Regions from separate parts of the Mus musculus genome. Here region 1 is linked to region 2. The links are chromatin loops, found by intact Hi-C in ENCODE. Cell type or tissue: gastrocnemius. All regions are shown on one strand. Each heading gives the region's core, and the rest is flanking DNA. Links, peaks and the distances in the headings are about the cores only. Region 1 overlaps Ttll8 (tubulin tyrosine ligase-like family, member 8). Region 2 has its middle 6.2 kb from the start of Gm23144.

What was found. A loop is a pair of places that touch in the nucleus more often than their neighbours do. Peaks named below come from ENCODE experiments on the same cell type or tissue, not always from the same donor. Only the 100,000 strongest peaks of a DNase experiment are listed, where the experiment ranks them.
Region 1: it touches region 2 in a loop (13-fold over the local background); 39 of 42 quality-filtered maps call a loop at or near these places.

The regions. Positions count from the first base shown.
Region 1 is chr15:88,920,393-88,923,303 of GRCm38, forward strand. The region is part of intron 8 of Ttll8 (tubulin tyrosine ligase-like family, member 8); the gene reads right to left. Among named protein-coding and RNA genes, the nearest start is that of Ttll8, 33 kb to the right of the region's middle. In gastrocnemius, for the core only: a CTCF peak has its summit at 1,289 (motif pointing left); a DNase peak (open chromatin) is centred at 1,256.
Region 2 is chr15:88,827,691-88,830,601 of GRCm38, forward strand. No RefSeq gene overlaps it. Among named protein-coding and RNA genes, the nearest start is that of Gm23144, 6.2 kb to the right of the region's middle. In gastrocnemius, for the core only: CTCF peaks have their summits at 430, 629 (motif pointing left) and 1,207 (motif pointing right); DNase peaks (open chromatin) are centred at 480, 709 and 1,206; H3K4me3 peaks cover 307 bases; H3K27ac peaks cover 1,768 bases.

The sequences.
Region 1 (2,911 bases), core at 297-2,796, 93 kb after region 2:
AACTGCAATGAGGGCCTACCTGTCCACAGGAGCAGTCAGCTTATTGTCCTGTGAGCATGACTGTCAGCCTGACCTTATGTCCTTGTTGGTGACTTCAGACTTGTAGGAAAAGGCCTAACTTAGAAACCAATCATAATCTCAGGAAATTAGGGCAGGGATCAGTAGAGATGTTTGAGCAGCTTTCAGAATTTGAGGGTACACTGATGGCACCTGGGAGAGAGAGACGTCCACCACAGTACCTGTAGTACCTCTCAGGTTCTCCATATGTGGGCAGACCTGGTACAATGGAGAATGTTTAGTGTCAAGTCCCTGCGACGGCTAAGCCACAATTCTGGCTGCAGCCCTGGAGGTGGAAGCAAGGGTTTGGGGGACAGGAGACATTTATGTTCTGCCTGCCTGCTGGAAAAGGAGAGGCAGCATTGAGGAGAAAGTGAATAATGCCAATCTCTGGCTAGGTGGGTTAGAGTTTCAAGACAGCAAGAGTTGTAGTGGGGTCAGCTTCCACTCCCCGGGTGCAGGGAACAGGTTGGCATGTGATGGAGTGAGCTTGCCTCTCGCTGGCCAGATACCAAGCAGAGCCCACTTCCCTGGTCTACTGAATGTGAGCTTCCTCTGCAGATGTTACGTGTTGGTTAACTATAATGATAGGGTAGCCCTGCCACAGTTAGTACACAGTGCAAACAGGTATAGACAACCGGCAGTGTCCCCACAATACCTTCTGTCTGGTCCATAGAGCTGGGCCAGACTAGTGTAATGGGTGGTATTATCAACAAGGCCTGATAGCATTTACTACTGTGCTCCAGAAAAACAAGCATTTTGCTGTCCCAGTGGGAAAGAAGCCTCATGATCCAGAACACTAGAGCCTGGGTTCTGGAAGTCACCCCTGAAGGTGGGCCAGCACTGGACTCAGCTGTCACCACACCGTGTTATCCACATCACATAATGATAAGATGGAAGCTGTAAAAGTCAAGAGATTGCTGAAATAGGGGAGGAGCCTGGCCTGTTTTCAAACCAATATGGATGCTCAGATTCTAGACATCCGTGCTCAACTGAGAACGGACAGGGACCCTGCAGGTCCCATGAAGAGTAGCCTCTTGGCCTTCTAGGTCCTGACGCACAAGTGTCCATGTGGGAATCTGCAAGTCTCCAGAAGAATCAAACGGGCCCCAAGGCGCTCCTTAGATTGTGGCACTTCTAAGTGGGCAGTCAGAGCAAAGCACCACAGAGCCTGCTCACCAGGCAAAATCATACAGTGTGGTAACACGGGAGCCCAATGCTGCCACCTAGTGGTAAAGTATCGCGGTTCTCTTTTGTAGCAATTTAAGAAAATGATTAGTTTAGAAAGCTCAAACAGAAAAAGTGAAGTTTGGGCATTTTTGCTCATGCGTTCTCTTGTGTCATTATTGCCGGCTCAAGGTACAGTAATGGGCTGCTCAGGAAGTCCTCAAGTGTTATGTTCCAGCCAATGATAGCTAGTTTTCATTCTTTGGCCACAAGGATAGGCTCTGCCTTTCTTGAAACTTACAGCCATGGATGGAGACATGAACACACATTACCCTCTCCCCGACCCCCTCTCTCCTCTTTTTTCTCCTATGTAGTGTCTCTCAGCCTCACAGCTGGGAGAGCTGACCATGGTTGTGCCATTTGCAGTCCTTGCTCTGACACAGCTGGGGTTTGTCAGATCTGCGCTTACAGAGTCTATCTGAGGTTGGGTGCGTCATTTCTGCAGGGATAGAAGATCTGGGTCATAGGGCACGCTGTTCTTGCTTTTCCAAAACGCCGTTGCTCAACACTCCTGCCAGAGCTGCATGAGAGCTGTTGATTCGGGCCAATTCTTGGTGTCTCAAGTCTTCAATTCAGCCATCTGGGTGTGCAGAGAGGTCTCCCATCATGGGTGATTTTTGTTGTTTCTTTTTTTTTTCCTTTTTCAGCTTTTGAGATAAAGTCTCATATATAGCCCAAGCTGGCTTTGAGTTCAAGGTCCTCCCGGGATTACAGGAGTTATCACCAAGGGTTCATTCTGGCTTTAACCTGCATTTCTGGAAAGCTCCAACAATGGTTGCTTTTCTAGTCTGACTGGACAGCTGATTTGTATTTAATAAAGAGTCTATTCTGGGTTTATTCTTGAGGCAGAGTCTCGTGGATCCCAGGATAGCTTTGAACTTGCCATGCACATGAAGATGACCTTGAACTTCTGATCCTCCTGCTACTGCCTCCTGGCCCCATGTCTTTGCAGATACTGTGGTAGGTGTCTCTCTCCCAGGTGCCAGGAGTGTACCCTCAAATCTGAAAGCTGTTCAGACATCTCTACCGATCCCTGCCCTTACACCCCGAGATTGTGATGGGCTTCTAGGTCAGGCCTTTGCCTACAAGTCTGAAGTCACCAGCAAGGACATGGGGTAGGGCTGACAGTCACGTTCAACCAGAGCGTTTGGGGTTACAGGCATGGGCCACCACGTTTAGTTTACGACGTCCTAGAGGATGAACTCGGGGCTTCAAGTAAGAGAGAGAAGCACTCTACAAACCCAGAATTTAACTTGGTCCATTTCTCTCCCCTGACTCGGCAGCTTCTGAGCCTGGACCTCAGTTGGACTTGTGGACAGTGGATCTGTCTTCAGTTCACAGCTTCTATTTTTCATCCTCTTTTCAATGCTTTTTTGAGAAACACAGTTCTCTGGTTTTGTTTGTTTGTTTGTTTTGTTTTGTTTTTTCGAGACAGGGTTTCTCTGTGTAGCCCTGGCTGTCCTGGAACTCACTTTGTAGACCAGGCTGGCCTCGAACTCAGAAATCCACCTGCCTCTGCCTCCCGAGCGCTGGGATTAAAGGCGTGCGCCACCACGCCCGGCTGAGAAACACAGTTCTTAAGCACTCGAAGCCCTGCCGTCAACTTTTTCCTATTAATTGTAGCTAA
Region 2 (2,911 bases), core at 211-2,710:
CCACCAAGTTCAGGAGCTAAGCTGGACAGACAGTTCATCTGGGCATGAAGAAACATTAGAAAAAATCAGGACACAGGTTGAGTGTCCCCTGGAGGATCCCTGGCCTTGCCAGCACACAGTGCCCCTCTGCTGCAGCTCTCCAGGGATCTGGATCTTCATGGTCCTTGGGGGGGGGGTCCCCATGGTCTGGCCTTGCCACTCTTCCTGCTGTGATGCCCTAAGCTGCGACCTGCGTGCACAGGCGAAGGCAGTGGACAGATGTTATGCCCTTTCCCCTGTACCTCACAGACACAACTGACAACTGACACCATGCCAACTGGGCCCTCTGGTCAGCTCCTGCCTGGAACCTAACATGGAGAATCTGGCCTGCCTCAGTTTGGCTTCTGTTCAGTTCCACCTGTGTGGCTCTGTCAGCTAGATGTCGCTCTTACCCTACTGGGATGGGGAGTTCATGTCAGGACACTGACCAGGGTTGACAAGCCGACAGCAGACCTGTGTGTGCAGGCCAGGATCCCTGCTGCTTCCCCAGTGTTCCTACCACAGGCAGCTCTCAGGTGACTGAAGGCAGACGCCACAGCCATCCAGCCATCCATCCTGACAGCTTAGTGACCCCTGGTGGCACTGTCTCCACAAGGCCACTGATGAGGTACACATCCTAGTGAAAGGTGGGGTTGCCTGGGCAGCCTTCTCATGAATGGTGCTGCAGGAATCAAGGACCAGGGTGTGGGTGGCTGCTGTTTGGGCGCTGGCCACTGTGGGGCACTGTTTGTGCTGTGGCCTTGGACCAGGTATTTCTGCTGCTGGGACATGCTCTTGTAACCCAGAGTCCCCGATGACCTGGTATCTCTTCCCAACCTGAGATGACGGCTACTTTTCCCTCCTTAAGTAAATAAATGTTTCTTGGGGGAGGAACCTGGGGATATATGCAGCAGACAGGGTCCATTGGGGAACGTGGACAGACTCAAGTAGGACCTCATCTGGTAGGCAAATTCAACAGACCGGGTCCCCTGACCACAGTGGCCTGGAGTTCCCAAGCTGAAGATCAGGAACATAGACCGTGGGGTTTGAATGTAGGCACCCCTCTGCCTGCACTCAGCCTTCTGGGTTGGGGCAGGGGACCCTAGGTTCCTTCTGTGCCTTGGCCCCCCGCAGACTGTGTGGAAGGCCAGAGTCACCTCTTCCTTACGCACCAGTCCTGTCTGGGTACATGGCCAGCAGGTGGCACTGTTGATCAGTACTGGCCAAGCCAACTCTAACACTCTGCTGTGTCTGGGTGGGACCAGTTCTTCACTACAGGGACATCCCTCCCCCCTCCCCCCCCTCCTCGTCACCCCCCCTCCGCCACCCCAGAGCTGCAACCTGGAGCCTGTGTGCTTCCCTCCCACCCGTGTTTGTGAGAGAATATTCAGACCGGTCCTTCAAAAGATAGGAAGAAAATCTTGGCTTCACATTTGACCTGTGGCCTGAAGTCTTGTGTCCCCCTCACCTAATCTGGGTACTGCTGCCCATATCGAGTCCTCCTTCAGAACACCTGTCATGCCCACCCTTCTTTGTGGGCCTTACCTGTCGAACAGTCTCCAGGGCATCAACCTGGGGCCTATGCTGGCTTTCTGGCCCAACCCCCTCTTTGCATGCTGTTAAGGAACACGCACACGCGCACACACACACACACACACACACACACGCACACGCACACGCACACGCACACACACATGTACGTTTGAGGATCTCACCATAGATTTCTAGATTCAGCAGGGTCTTTGGGTCTCAGCATAAACCCAGGTCGGGAGCCTTGCCAGGTACAGCCTTCTCTGGCCTTCAACAGGCATAATGGAAAGTTATTGAATCAGCTAGTAGTTCTTTCCAAAACTGACTCTGGTGGAAAGTATAGCTCAGTGTGGCCTTCTGGAAGGCTGGATGATAAGCCCTCCTTTTAGGCAGTGGTTATCAGTAGCCACTCTGGCCCCTATGGTGGGGTACAATGTCTGGACATGGAATGTCACATCTGAGGGACAATGTGACTATCCAGAGTGACTGGGTCCAGGGGTGTTTCTCTACACTCTGGGGTGTATGGTATGTATGGTACTACAGCGTGTATGCATGCACACATGTACACACACACACACCACACCACACCACACCACACCACACCACACCACACCACACCATCACACAGTGGCTAGCTCCAGGCAGCCACCTCAGAGGAAAAATGCTGACAGGAGCATCTGGCTGGCAGCCTGAATCTCAGCCAAGGATCTCTGCAGAGAGGAGAGCCACACTGGGTACGTGGGCAGCTTCGTGAGAATCAACCTTCCACTGTGGCAGAGCAGCAGCCAGTCTCTTGGGGGCACTGTCCTGAGTGTATTCACTGGTCATCGGGGCAGCCTTGCTGTCCAGGGAATGCATAGCTTCTGTCTAAACCATCACAGCCCTCCATTCATGTGCTCAGAGACTGACAGGGTTGCCAACACCTGACTAAGTCATTCTGTCTACCTGGCTGTCCAAAATGTCATCAATGGGACGTGCCTGTTGCTGACTTCTGGGGACATGCAAATAAACATCTCATTACCTCGAAAAGGTCAGCTGTGGCAGAAACCAATTCCAGCCAAGCCCAGTCTGCCAAAGCAATGAATTTATTGGTGAAGAGTTAGCTATACTGCCATTCCAGAAGCACTACATAGTGACTGTCCCTGGGTTTGCTGACCTGATGACAGAGCATGAACTGGGCTAGTGGTCAGTCAGTCGGACCTAGAAGAACATGGTCTCAGAAGAGTTGGTGGTCAGCTGTTTCATTTCTCACTCAGCAGGCATCATCTTTCATTGTGGGTGAACAGCCTGGCCCTGCACCCCGAGTTTCTGAGACAGATCCACCTTAGGCAGTCAGCCAGGAACCCCATATTTCCTACCCAGC